3 separate regions of the Homo sapiens genome follow, and all the other regions are linked to region 2. The links are chromatin loops, found by intact Hi-C in ENCODE. Cell type or tissue: A673. All regions are shown on one strand.

Evidence for each region. Peaks named below come from ENCODE experiments on the same cell type or tissue, not always from the same donor. Only the 100,000 strongest peaks of a DNase experiment are listed, where the experiment ranks them.
Region 1: it touches region 2 in a loop (8-fold over the local background); 58 of 110 quality-filtered maps call a loop at or near these places.
Region 3: it touches region 2 in a loop (10-fold over the local background); 19 of 110 quality-filtered maps call a loop at or near these places.

The regions. Positions count from the first base shown.
Region 1 is chr1:222,093,909-222,098,908 of GRCh38, reverse strand. All of the region lies in intron 1 of LOC124904518 (a long non-coding RNA gene), which reads left to right. Among named protein-coding and RNA genes, the nearest start is that of LINC01705, 37 kb to the right of the region's middle. RefSeq lists a silencer at 1-135. In A673, a CTCF peak has its summit at 2,546 (motif pointing left); a DNase peak (open chromatin) is centred at 2,568.
Region 2 is chr1:222,453,305-222,458,304 of GRCh38, reverse strand. No RefSeq gene overlaps it. Among named protein-coding and RNA genes, the nearest start is that of TRT-TGT2-1, 9.2 kb to the left of the region's middle. RefSeq lists an enhancer at 2,871-2,920. In A673, CTCF peaks have their summits at 2,778 and 2,981 (motif pointing right); DNase peaks (open chromatin) are centred at 2,694 and 3,004; H3K27ac peaks cover 940 bases.
Region 3 is chr1:221,260,856-221,265,855 of GRCh38, reverse strand. No RefSeq gene overlaps it. Among named protein-coding and RNA genes, the nearest start is that of LINC02817, 73 kb to the left of the region's middle. In A673, a CTCF peak has its summit at 1,911 (motif pointing left); a DNase peak (open chromatin) is centred at 1,875.

The sequences.
Region 1 (5,000 bases), 360 kb after region 2:
TGTGAAGTGAGACTGCTGTATTACATGGTCTCTGTAGGCTCTTCCAGTGCCAAAATTCTCATTACAAATAAATCTCGAATCTCTTTCTTTCCCTAGCAGCTGTGGGCTTTGTTTCTACATTAGGTCAATGTGCAGTCTCTACCATACTTCTTTGTTTTTATTCCTGGGTTTTTGCCACATGCAGCATTTAGGTGGTTCTAACTGAACTGTAAACTCTTGAAAAGAGGGGACCTTGTGACTTCCTTCTTCCTAACCCCTCCACTCCTATCTCTGGTCCACAAGACTAATCCACAAACTCAGGGGTTATTCAAATAATGCCATCAACTGTTGGACAGATGACAGATGGCAAGTGCCATCCACAGCCTTGTTTTTCTGGTGTCCCTGTCATATTGTCGACATTCAGCTTTTTCAAAAATATCTTTAGTTACTCATTAGTCTGAGAATTAGGCCTTAGCTGTTGGCTATTCTATGAATGGCTCTTTCGGTACAAACTAACTGAATCTGTGTCTATGCCCTTAATTGGAAAGATAAATTTAAATGGAACTGTCTCCTTGTGATGTCCTCTGAATTTCAGAAATGAAATTTGGGTCCTCTCAGTCTGATGGAATGCATAACACTTCCAGAGTTATCAGGAACCTGTCAGAATCATTATGGTTAGATATAAGTGTTTTTCTAAATGCTGCTATCCATGGAGTCTGATGTTTGAATTGCAGTGGTGGAAGACAGTATTTATGCAGTCATTCATTCAAACATCATTTTATTGAGCACTGACTATGTGTCAGACACTGGGGTAAAAGGATAAGTAAAACTTGGTTCTTGCCCTTAAGAGGTATTTGGCCAAAAAGGAAAGGGGTACTAAAACAGTTACTATAATGCACAGAGATACACTGTTATAAAGTATATAAGAGTATAAACAGACAGGGAGAGTCTCCAGGGATGATAGGAATCGAATCAAGTTGAGCAGTCAGTCTGGTCAGTCTGTTTTACAGCCTCCTGCCCTGCAGCCTGTGTGGAATGCAGTCACCTTGTTGGTTTAAACCAGGTCCTGACTGATCCTGGCAACTTCTAGATGAACTCGAGTGAACTTTCCTCATTACTATGCCAAAGTCTCCACCCTGGGAGGAGCTATACCTGCATTACCATGACATGCAACCCATATGCTGGCATGATGACTCATCATGTCTGTGCAACTGGGACCCCTCCTCTACCTGCCATGATGCACCCTTCTCCATTGCCGCATAAAACCCTCCTGTCCCCTTCTCTCCGGGAGACACTGCTTTGGAGAACACTCCCAGTATCCTCCTTACTTGCACCAAGTAATAAAACTCTTATTGATCAAAACCTGTGTTCTCGTGGAGTTACTCACCAGCTGAACAAATCCTGTTTTATTGAGGGTAACAGAGGTCCTGAAGAGGTAGGAATTGGATATAACCAGAGGCATCACAGACGATGCCACAGAGTATGTGAATTTAGGGCTAAGCTTTAGTAAGATCTGGCAGCAAAAGGCAGAGGGCATTTCAGGGAGAGAAACACCCAAAGGCACAGGGTAAGTATGGAGAATGAGGGCATGGGTGAAGGGACTGGCGAAAATCAGATTAAAAGGTAAGCAGGGGCCAGATAGTGAAAGGCTTTAAATGCCCTACAGAGGAAGCTCTATGCCAGTGGCTCTCCTGCTGTAGTGGGCTGAAGGCTTATAAAGGGACTTGGCTGAACATGTAGATTTCTGGGACCTACTGATTTGATTCAGCTGGCTTGAAGTGGAGCTTAGAAATCTGCATTGTAAGCCAGCCTCCTGGATGATTCAGATGTAGGCAGTCTGCTGGTAATCTTGTGCAGATATTGTTGTCAGCAGTGGAAAATACAAAGAGTGACATACAGCCTCATACTGGGCTTAGAAAGACAAGTCTAGCAGGTGAGTATGGCAGCTGAGTTGAGGGAGAAAGGCTCATCGTGATGTGGTCAGTTAGCATTTCACTGTGACGGTTCACACGAGAAACGCCCAATGCCTCAACTGTGGCAGTAGGCAGTGGTAATGCAGAGACAGAGGTGAGAACTCTTGCAGAGGGAGAATCCTCAGAATTCAGCAAATGAATGAAAGTTGAGGGGAGAGAGAGAGGGGAGAATCACAAGTACATTTAGTAGTTCTCACAGGAGTAATTAGGGTCTAGTGTCATTAATGCAAAGTAAAATATGTTTGAGTGAGAAGATAAAAAGGTTGGGTTGGGGCATATTGAGACTTCAGTGTCAGTGGAAGCTACAACTAGAGATTTAATTCAGGTCTTCTCCAGGTTTGCTTTTGGGGAATATGAATATATGTAGGGGATAGTTGAAGCCATGGGATTCTATGAGACAAAGTGATAACTTTGGGATAGAGACCAGAGAAAGTCAAAGACAGCGCCTGAGGCACCTCTGCCTTTAAGGGAAGAGAAGATGGGGCGGGACCTAGAACTAACTTAGGTGAGTGAATCTCACCTAAATTAAAGGGAGGGGAGAATTTAACTGAGGACTTTTTCAACATCAGGCTGAGACTGAGGCACAGTTTGCCCCCTAGAGGCAAGGAGGGGAATTGCGGGGAAGAGCCAGATGTGCTGAAAGGCAGAGGGGGGAAGTCCACACACACAGACGAGGGCTAAGAAGTGAGCTAATGGACGTGTCAATATATGTTTGTATGCACACGCATATACCTGTGCATGCATGTGTGCACCTGGGTGTATGTGTGGGCATGAAATTTGTGTTCATTATGTGCTACATAGGTAAGAGCCTTCTTTGTGACAGGTATGTGACAATCCTGTGAGTGAGGTGGGGGAATAGTAGCCAAAGTGTGCAGGACACCAAGAGGTCAGAAATCAAAGAGCAAGGGAAAGTAAGAGCCAGGAGCTGTGGGGCAGGGCTGGAGGAACTCCAGGGAGGGGCGCTGACACATATTGGCAGGCCGGGGGAAATTGAACATGGCCAGAATGAGACTCAGCAGAAGACAACAGTGCCAAATGCAACAGAGGGATTTACAAAACTGAGAAATGTCCTGGAGATTGCCACTTGGAAGGTCATTGTGACCTTTGACAGCGTGGTTTCTGTGGGGTCTAACTGAAGAGTGAACAGACGGTGAGAAGGTTGTTTGAGCAAAAGGAAGGAGAGAGCTAGTGACTCTGAAGTTAGAATCAGTGATGATACGAGATGAGGCAATTTTGCCCATTAAGCATATTGGTGCATCTTGGGGACTTAAAAAGATTTGTTTTGGACGACTTGCACTTCAAAAATTAGTCTTTTTCCTAAGAGGATAATAAAACTTAAAAGTAGCAAAACATGTTTTTCTGCAATATTTAAATAGCTTTTGATCCTGTCTGTTGTTAACAGTTGCTTCTCCAGGAATTTTAGGCCATTGGCAATAAACCAAGTAAATATTCTAACTAGAAAATAAAATGGCCCTTTACTACTGAAGTGTTGTTTATAAATAGCTCTCTCATGTTAACTCAGACTCAGTGGGCATATGTGTGTGTGTCTGTTCACACACAAGTGTAGATGTGGGATGTCTGTGTGCTCATTTAATCAACTAATATTTTTCACCTTCTATATGTTAGGCAGTGTAGGTGCTGAGCATATACCAGTGAATAGAAAAGCCATGATTAAGCTAATTATTACAGTGAGTTGAGATATGTATGTGCATGGGCAAATCCTTTCATGTTGTGTTGGCAAGGGAAGAAGACTAATCAGGAAAATAGGGCAACTCAATGGGCCAAAAAATTAAAAAAAAATTTCAAGATGCCATCTATTTCTACATAAAGATGATCTTATGCAGTGGTGTGCTGGTAAACTGGCTCTCTAGGAAGTGCAGGGAGAAGCCCTGATATGTAGCATTTACCAATTATCATGGTGTAAATATTTTCACTGGGGCTGATTTCAAACCTCCAACTTGATGTCATTGAATGAAGCTAAAGGAAGAGATGTACACAGTTAAGAGATATACACAGTATAAGCCAGCTCCAGCATCCCACTAACCCTTTGTGCAGGCAGAATAATAATAATGCTTTCTTTCATTTATGGAGCTGTTTGAAATTAACAAGGTGCTTTGACATATTTTCCTTTACCTGCACCTCACCCTGAGTGTGATGTTAGAGGATATGGTTTGAGGAATATGGAAAAATCTCTTTGGCTAGCCACAAAGCCTTACATTACCACTGAGGTAACTCTCTTTGGTATAGCATTCATGAATGAAGACCATGCCTTTTAAATAGTAAAATACAAGATATGTAAGTGTTGTTAATCCAGGGTAAGACAAGAAAGATCTCAATTACAGGATACTATTGGAGAAAGAAGTCCCAAAAGAAGCCATGGAGAAGGAGGATGGGTAGATATGTAAGGAAAATGGTCAAAAGAGAGATCCAAGGATATTAAAGACATTTTTTCTATGTCATAATTTTGCTTAGGGTATGACCTACTCCTAGATCATAGATGTTACCAGATATAGTTCATGCTCCATTATCTGCTCTAATGGAGGAAAATTGGACAATATAATTCAAAACAATGAACAACCTTGAAAGATATATACAATTGGACTTGCAGAGAAGATAATGACTGTTTCTTGGTATCTGTAGCATCCTGTGAATGGTTTACCTATTCTACCTCTGAGCTTAAAGAATCTACTCATGACGAGGCATATTGCAAGGAATTGACAAGTGTCACATAATTAGTACCAATCTAGACTTTGTTGTACAAATGAGTGCAGGATTCGGATGGTTATACTTCCTTTTAAGTGATTTAATGAAGTATCATTTTAGAGTTAGTTCTAATTAAAAGATTTTTAAAAAAAACTCTTACTGTGTTGTCCTAGAAATAAAAATACTTTTTCTGACAGAAACATAATTAATTTGATTATAAGGTTTAAAGTGTATTCTGTGTGTGTGTGTGTGTGTGTGTCTGTGTGTGTGTGCACACATATGCATAACTTCAACTGCTGCTGAATACAAGAGAAATCAATATCTGGCCACTGGTGGTCATAGGCT
Region 2 (5,000 bases):
GGCTCCAACTCAACATTTCTCCTTCATACTGCCCTAGTAGAGGTTCTCCATGAGGCTTCTGCCCCTGCTGCAGGCTTCTGCCTGGACATCCAGGCTTTTCTATATATCCTCTGAAATCTAGGTGGAGGCTCCCAAGCCTCAATCCTTGCACTCTGTGCACCTGCAGGCTTAATATCACATGGAAATTGCCAAGGCTTATGACTTGCACCCTCTGAAGCAGTGGCCTGTACTATATCCCTTTGAGCCATGCCTGAAGTTGGAGTGGCTGGGATGTGGAGAGCAGTGTCCTGAGGCTGCATAGGGCAGCAGAGTCCCCGGGCCTAACCCATAAAAGCATTCTTTCCTCCTAGGTCCCTGGGCCTATGATGGGAGGGGCTGCTGCAAAGGTCTCTGAAATGCCTTTGAGGCCTTTTCTCCATTGCCTTGGCTATTAGCACTTGGATCCTTTATATTTATGCAAATTTCTGCAGCCTGCTTAAATTCCTCCCTGAAAACGGGCTTTTCTTTTCTACCACACAGCCAAGCTGCAAATTTTCCAAACTTTTATGCTCTGTTTCCCATTTAAATATCAGTTCCAACTTCAGGTCATTTCTTTGCTCATACATATGAGCATAGGCTGTTAGAAGCAGCCAGGTCACATCTTGAACACTTTACTGCTTAGAAATTTCTTCTGCCAGATATCCTAAATTACCACTCTCAAGTTCAAAGTCCCACAGATCTCTAGAGCAGGGGCATAATGCAGCTAAGCTGTCTGATAAGGCATAGCAAAGGTTACCTTTACTCATTCCCAATAAGTTCCTCATTTCCATCTGAGACATCTTCAGGCTGGACTTCACTGTCCACGTCACTGTCAGCATTTTAATCACAACCATTAAACAACTCTCTAGGATGTTCCAAACCTTCCCTCAACTTCCTGTCTTCTAGCCCTCCACATTCTTCCAACCTCTGCCTATTTCCCAGTTTCAAAGTTGCTTTCACATTTTTGGGTATCTTTATAGCAATATCCTACTCCTGGTACCAATTTTCTGTATTAGGCTATTCTCATATTGCCACAAACAAACACCCAAGATTGGGTAATTTATAAAGAAAAGAGGTTTAATTGGCTCATGGTTCCACAGACTGTACAGGAAGCACAATGCTGGCATCTGCTTGGCTTCTGGGAAGACCTCAGGAAACTTACAATTATGGCAGAAGGCAAATGGGGAGCAGATATGTCTTCACGGTAGGAGCAGGAGCAAAAGAGAAAGAGAAGGGAGGTGCCACATACTTTTAAACAACCAGATCTCATGAGAACTCAGTATCTTGAGGACAGTACCAAGGGGGAAATCTGCCCCCATGATCCAATCCCACCTCACACCAGGCCCCACCTCCAACATTGGGGATTACATGAGATTTGGGTGGGGACACAGATCCAAACCATGGCAAAAAGCTACCCAAGTGATTTTAATGTGCAGCCAGAGTTGAGTACCATTGCTCTGACAAAATTTTTTATCTTATATATGAACAAGAAGAGACTTCAAGAGCTTAAGTAACTGACCCCAAATAAAGGCCATACAGTCAATTACTGGCCAAGACTCTGGCCCGCTCTATTCCCCTATTGGAAAACCTCCACAGCAGTCACACTTTGGGTCAATTTCTTACAGAGGATAGCTACAGTCTTTATGTCTTTAAATCTAAATCTAGATATATTATTTGAATAGTGCTAGCATACTCTGGCAGAACTTTTGAGAGTGAGGACTGTTCCAGAACTATCTGTGCTATGTGACCTCAGGATCTGGAGGTGGTGACAGGCTCAGATTTTACAGTCAGGAAAGTCTGGTTTCAAATGGTAGTTCAGCCACTGACAGCTCTGCACCCTTGGCCAAGTTACTTGGCATCTCTGATCTTCAGTTTCCTTGTAATGTGAATGTTTTGTCAACACAGACTGGTTTCTTGGTTGTGAAGACTAAATAAGATAAGGCCATAAAAGTCTCAGCACGTAATTAGTGCCTTTTAGGAAGCCGATGACTTATCCATTAGCTGGTGGTGCAATTTTACCTTTTAAATGATAGCAGTACTAGTAATTATTACTGTTGTTGTTCTTCTTATATTCCATGTATTTGCCTTCCAGATAGGTGGTTCTTAAGCAGAGGTGATTTTGTACCCCCAGGAAACATTTGGCAATGTCTATAGGTATTTTGATTGTTATAACAGGGGTGGAGGTTTGGGGACAGTGGTGGGGTGCCAGTGACACCAGTGGGTAGAGGCCAAGGATACTACTAAATGCTCATAATGCGCAGGCAGCCTCCCAACAACAAAGACCTATCTGACCCGATGGTGCGAAGGTCAAGAGACTCTGCTGTAGATATCTGTAAGTAATTGGGAGCTTGAGGGCCCAGAGCCACTGGGTGGTGACAGGATGATAATTCTCAATTTTTGCTATTGTGTGGCAAGGGGGCAATGTGTTTAGGGGGTTGCAAACAGCTCCATGTCTACTCTCAATCACCACAGAGGAAGGACTTTCCAACTCTTTACATATGAGTTGCTGTGGTAACCGGTAAGTAATAACCCTGGGGTTTATACTCCTTAGAGGTGCTGTGAGGATAATCTTGCACCTAAAGTTTAGAAACACTGGTATCAAAGCCTAAAGAAGACAAGACGATTGCATCAGATCCCACAGGAGGGCTGTCTTTCTCCATGCTTGTGTTTTGGGCCCCTGGGGGTTGCATCAGCCTCCTCACTCATGAGCTCATCATTTATAAATGACAGCCGCCAAAGTCGGGAAGTATGAAACAGTTGCCAAATGGAGAACTTGCTCAGCTTTCTTGCTGGAGCCCTGTGTCTTAACTTACTTATATTAAAAAATAAAAGGAGCACAATTCTGCTAGGCAAGCTCTGCTATGTGAGAAGGGAAGAATACATGCAGAACTTCTCGTTGAGAGCACAGAACATTTTCGTGTCTGTCGAGATCACCGTGGTTGCTGAACGTGGCCGCTGTTGAGCAAGTGGTCAGTAGGTGGCGCTAAGTCATCGCCGAGAGGACGCTCCTGTCCTAGACCTGAGTTACTGTCAGTCTTGGAGCGCGCACACCCCAGAGTGAAAAATATAGTAACAGGAAAGATTTAGTTCTTAAAATAAGTCAGCAGCTCAGCGAAGCAGATACTACCTCGGCAGGTACATTTTCTTTCTTGAACTGATGGAAAAGGGCATTTACTGCCTACAGGCTTCTGGCTACAGAAATCAAACAATCAAAATATTCAATTAAATGAAACCAGCAGCAGGCCTGGCCCCAGAAGAGAATGAGAACCAGCTGGGCTCAGCCCTATGTCTGGGATCCGGTACCGACGTTCCTCTGTACTGACACGTCCGGAGCCAATGTCGAGTCACGAGTCACCCAGGCACGGTTTTCTCTCTCCAGTGAAGGCTTTGGGTGCTGAGATGTGCAGTTGTAACGTGTAGCATGGAGACCATTTTAGTGATCTAGCTGGCTCTTCTTAAATTATGGGAGTCCTGGCCGTACATGTAGGTGAGGACGCCACCTTTCCCACCTACGTGAGAAGGTAGGAGAGTGGAGATCCCTTGAGGCGCTGGAACAGGAGTGTTGTCATGGTGATGGGGCCAGTCACAGGGCTCACCAGTCCCTTTGGCGGAGTCTCTGCCTCAATTGTAAGGGAATTTGGAATCACTGGATCAGATGCAAGTTCACAGTCATGTTGCCACTTTTTTCCACAATCTATAGCCCCCACCGTGAAAGCTCCAGTGGGTCATGCTTTAGAAAGGGGAGGGAGGTAAAGAGTGGGTGGGGGGCTTTGAATCCAATAGTCCTGTATCCCAGCTCTGCCACCAGTGAGCTCTGTGACCTTGCAAATGCCATTTTGCTTAAGCTTCAAAGCTCTCCTCTGTAAAATATGCATAGAATGGGCAGGAGGGCTGCCAATGAGCTGCTTGAAATGAGTTCACATCTCTTGGAAGCAGAGAAAGCTTACAACTAAAGTGGCCAGACAGCCATATGTGATCTTAGAAGAACTGTTGAACCCAGAGAGAGGCCTCGAAAATGGAGATGGGCAAATGCCATTCCCACCATGCGAATCCCTTTCCCATTTTTGCTTGTGGCTGCCCAGACTCGGTCCCTACCCACGCTTAATAAATTCTTACAATTTATTCTCCTGCCCTTCAGCTTGACTTGTAATAATGTAATGATGGCTATCAGGGTTGGAACAGCAAGCACGATACCAGCACTTTAGGAAGATTAGTTTCCTCTATTTAATGCTCATGACTACCTGCAAGGTAAGTGTTGTCACACCGGGTACAGATGAGGAAATGAAGGCAAATCTCTGCGCAAAGTCCTGGGTGGGTGGGCTGGAGAGTTGGGAGCCTGACTCGGGTTTATCTGAGAAAACAAGTGGGCAGGAAACTCAACTGCTCCACATGAGATGCAGAAGTTCTGCCATTTTTTTCTCAGATTATAAAGTGTCAGAGGCTGCTCTGGAAAAAAAAGGTGCAATGAATTCTTGTTCAATCATTAATGGTGCTTCAAAGGACATACAGGCCCATGCACACATCCTTCTATGTAGGTACAGAGAATTATTTTTATCCTGAGTTGCACACATTTATTATGTTATTAATAGCATGGACTCAACTGGGTGTCCCACAGAGTGACTCTTCTAATGACTGGTTAGGAAATTTGACAGCAAGTAAGAGGGCGGTGAGCCTGCTTTCTGGTCTGGGCCTGAGTGACCCCCCATCTTCCTCCATTTGGTTGAGAACAGGCTACAGGTCAGACCTCAGCCACTGGGATACTGAACCAGGGCTTCCTGGACCAGCGCCTCTTTAGGGTTGAACACTCACCTTCCTGCAGTACAAAGCAGTGGGCAGTCTCGAGTGCCCTTCTGAGGTCAGCCTGTTGGGGTGTAAATGGTTCTTGAAATGCATCTGATTTCCAGCTTGTTAGCATCTCATTGTCTCCCTTAGAGTTTCAGCCTCCCTTAGAGTCCTCACACCTTGTCAAGACAGATGCTTCC
Region 3 (5,000 bases), 1.2 Mb after region 2:
CAGATGCCAAAGCAAAATGAGGATTTCCCTCTGTATTCTACTGGTTTTTATTCAGTATAAGAGTGAAAAACTCAGCTAACTTTTTCTCTGCCAGAAATATCCCTAACAGTACAAGAACAAATTCAATGACACCACAAGGAAACAATCAGTCAAATGTACAGTATGAAATATTTCTATAGACAAAAATCTTGGTATAACCAACAGATCTATGGCATAAAACTAGAGAAGGAGAAGGAAGAGGAGGAGGAGGAGGAAGAGGAGAAGAAGGAGGAGGACCTGTTGCAAAACAAAAGAGACTTAAGGAAAAAACAACTAATGCAATGAGTGGGTCTTGTTTGGATTCTGAACTAGTAAAAAAAATATTGAGGTAATCAGGAAAAAAATTAAAATGGACTAGGTATTAGATGACTAAGGAATTACCATTAATTATGTTAAGTGTGATATTGGCATGGTGATTATGCTAAAAATAGAAAGCTCTTATCAGCTAGCAAAGCATGCCAAACTGTTTACAGAGAAAAAGACACATCTGTCATTTGTTTTTAAATCTCCAAGCAAAAAAGACAGGCATGTGTGAGAAGAGGATTTGATAAAATAAGATTGGCCAAATGTTGATTAATGTGAAAGTTAAAGGACAGGTACCTTGAGGTTCATTACAGTATTTTCTCAAGTTGTATACATATTTGGAAATTTCCATACTAAAAAGTTATATAGAGTTAGACCTAGCGGGTTACAAACGACAACGTAAAACTTCAAGACTATGATTTCATGCTGTCTTGTGTAATCATATTCCAGGAGGACCCAAGACAGCATTTACTGGGCTTTGTATGCCGACTTTGAACAGTTTCCAAATGTGGTAATCTGATGTAACTTGCTCATTATTTTTTAAAAATAAAAGATCATACGTGCTGTTAGAAGCATCAAAACTTCATTCTATTCATCTGGAGCAAAATGTTCCTCCCAATACAGCTTTTCCTTGAAAGAGGAGGAGGGCAGAGAGAGCCTGGGGTGAGAGGTCGGAGAGGAGAAACGACCATTGAGTTTTCTACTTTCCGCAGAATGGCAAGATCCTTGGGGAGACAGTAAATTGAAATTAAGGCTGTTTCAGGCAGCCTACAGGATGTGCCTGCAAATGTTAGACATATCGAAATGGTGAAAAAGTCTGTGTGTGCCCATTCATATGAAGTGAATGCCTTGTAATGTGCTCCAGCCCCTGGGAATGGTGGCTGGATTGAGAAACGGAGGCCGGAAGAATGGGATGGATTTGACATAAGTACTTTTAAGTGCTCTGAAGGCTGGGCTCCTCCCTGTGGTTTAACAGCAAAGTCCACTGGGAGCTACAAGGAAAGAGCTGAGTGAATCCCTACAGCTTTTCGTTTTAAGGATAACAAACCTTAAAACAGGTGTGAGCTCAGAAAGATCCTTTTTCTTCTTGTTTTTAGAGTCTTCTGTAACCAGCCAGCTCTCTGTGTATTATTATCATTCCACAGAATGAGGTCTGGGGTAGGGGAAGGGAGGAGAGGAAAGAGAAGCTGAATAAACAAAAATTGCTCCGAGTGACTAATATTCATTAAGTCCACTGGTTATGCGCTATGAAATTTATTAAACTGTGGTTTCCAAGAGAATGTATTAGCGCAGCTAATGAACACAAATAAAAAAGAGGCCTCCAGGAAATGGTTTCCTGGACCTAGATGAGACTGGTGAGTAATGTGACAAGACATTAAAATGTTAAAAGCTTCTATTTTAGTCTAGAAGGCTGATTATTGGAAGGGGTTGCCTTCAGTGGGGGAGGGGAGGTAGGAGAGAGAATGAGAGTCTAACTTGTGTGAAGGAGCTTAAAGCTTTGCATTTGTATTCACCAGGCAAGGAGGCTCTGTGCTGAAGGCCTCTGAACTTCAGTGCTGCCATCTGGTGGAGAATGAGCTTGAGATACTGTAGAAAACGATGGCAGCCGCCATCTTTAAGATGTCAGGAATTGAAACACAGGACACAGAAATACTTCACTGTTTCCTGAGTGGCACCAGTGGAATCCTTTGTAACTGTGGTATCAGAAGCAAAGAAAAACACTTGCACAGTCCCTAGCTATGCAGAAATATGGCTTAAATACTGTATAAAGAAAACACAGCTATCTCATTCTGCTATTCCATTCCATCAGGATTTTAGCAATTAATTTTCATGAATTCCCACCTGCAGTCTTAGGCTGAAGTGTTAGCACTCTTAAAGACATTTGTTTCATAGCTCCCTCCAAGATGGCCAAATAGGAACAGCTCCAGTCTACAGTTCCCAGCGTGAGAGACACAGAAGACAGGTGATTTCTGCATTTCCAACTGAGGTACAAGGTTCATCTCACTGGGACTTGTTGGACAGTGGGTGCAGCCCACAGAGTGTGAGCTGAAGCAGGACAGGGCATCGCCTTACCCAGGAAGCGCAAGGGGTCGGGGAATTCCCTTTCCTAGCCAAGGGAAGCCGTGACAGACAGTACCTGGAAAATCGAGACACTCCCACCCTAATACTGCACTTTTCCAACGGTCTTAGCAAACGGCACACCAGGAGATTATATCCTGCACATGGCTCAGCAGGTCCCATGCCCACGGAGCCTTGCTCACTGCTAGCACAGCAGTCCAAGATCGAACTGCAAGGCAGCAGCAAGGCTGGGTGAGGGGTGTCTGCCACTGCTGAGGCTTGAGTAAGTAAACAAAGCAGCCAGGAAGCTCGAACTGGGTGGAGCCCACCACAGTTCAACAAGGCCTGCCTGCCTCTGTAAACTCCACCTCTGGGGGCAGGGTATAGCTGAACAAATGGCAGCAGAAACTTCTGCAGACTTAAACGTCCCTGTCTGACAACTTTGAAGAGAGTAGTGGTTCTCCCAGCATGGAGTTTGAGGTCTGAGAACGGACAGACTGCCTCCGCAAGTGGGTCCCTGACCCCCGAGTAGCCTAATTGGGAGACACCTCCCAGTAGGGGGTGACTGACATCTCATACAGCCGGGTGCCCGGGCTTCCAGGGGAAGGATCAGGTAGCAACATTTGCTGTTCTGCAGCCTCCGCTGGTGACACCCAGGCAAACAGGGTCTACAGTGGACCTCCAGCAAACTCCAACAGACCTGCAGCTGAGGGTCCTGACTGTTAGAAGGAAAACTAACAAACAGAAAGAATAGCATCAACATCAACAAAAAGGATATCCACACCAAAACCCCATCAGTAGGTCACCATCATCAAAGACCAAAGGTAGATAAAACCACAAAGACGGGGAGAAACCAGAGCAGAAAAGCTGAAAATTCTAAAAACCAGAGCACCTCTTCTCCTCCAAAGGAACGCAGTTCCTCGCCAGCAACAGAACAAAGCTGGATGGAGAATGACGTTGACAAGTTGACAGAAGTAGGCTTCAGAAGATCGGTAATAACAAACTTCTCCGAGCTAAAGGAGGATGTTGAAACCCATTGCAAATAAGCTAAAAACCTTGAAAAAAAGATTAGACGAATGGCTAACTAGAATAAACAGTGTAGAGAAGACCTTAAATGACCTGATGGAGCTGAGAACCATGGCACAAGAACTACGTGACGAATGCACAAACTTCAGTAGCTGATTTGATCAAGTGGAAGAAAGGGTATCAGTGATTGAAGATCAAATGAATGAAAAGAGGCGAGAAGAGAAGTTTAGGGAAAAAAGAGTAAAAAGAAATGAACAAAGCCCCAAGAAATATGGGACTATGTGAAAAGACTAAATCTACGTCTGATTTGTGTACCTGAAAGTGATGGGGAGAATGGAACCAAGTTGGAAAACACTCTGCAGGATATTATCCAGGAGAACTTCCCCAACCTAGCAAAGCAGGCTAACATTCAAATTCAGGAAATACAGAGAATGCCACAAAGATACTCCTCTAGAAGAGCAATCCAAAGACACATAATCGTCAGATTCACCAAGGTTGAAATGTAGGAAAAAATGTTAAGGGCAGCCAGAGAGAAAGTCGGGTTACCCACAAAGGGAAGCCCATCAGACTAACAGCGGATCTCTCACCAGAAATTCTACAAGCCAGAAGAGAGTGGGGGCCAATATTCAACATTCTTAAAGAAAATAATTTTCAGCCCAGAATTTCATATCCAGTCAAACTAAGCTTCATAAGTGAAGAAGAAATAAAATCCTTTACAGACAAGCAAATGCTGAGAGATTTTGTCACCACCAGGCCTGCCTTACAAGAGCTCCTGAAGGAAGCACTAAACATGGAAAGGAACAACCGGTACCAGCCACTGCAAAAACATGCCAAATTGTAAAGACCATCGATGCTAGGAAGAAACTGCATCAACTAACAAGCAAAATAACCAGCTAACATCATCATGACAGGATCAAATTCACACATAACAATATTAACCTTAAATGTAAAGGAGCTAAATGCCCCAATTAAAAGACACAGAATGGCAAATTGGATAAAGAGTCAAGACCCATCAGTGTGCTGTATTCAGGAGACCCATCTCATGTGCAGAGACACACATAGGCTCAAAATAAAGGGATGGAAGAAGATCTACCAAGCAAATGGAAAACAAAAAAAAGCAGGGGTTTTAATCCTACTCTCTGATAAAACAGACTTTAAACCAACAAAGATCAAAAGAGACAAAGAAGGCCATTGCATAATGGTAAAGGGATCAATTCAACAAGAAGAGCTAACTATCCTAAATATACATGCATCCAATACAGGAGCACCTAGATTAATAAAGCAAGTCCTTAGAGACCTACAAAGATGCTTAGACTCCCACACAATAATAATGGGAGACTTTAACACCCCACTGTCCACATTAGACAGTCCAACAAGATAGAAAGTTAACAGGGATATCCAGGACTTAAACTCAGCTCTGCACCAAGTGGACCTAATACACTTCTACAAACTCTCCACCCCAAATCAACAGAATATACATTGTTCTCAGCACCACATCGCACTTATTCCGAAATTGACCACATGGTTGGAAGTAAAGCACTCCTCAGCAAATGTAAAATAACAGAAACTATAAC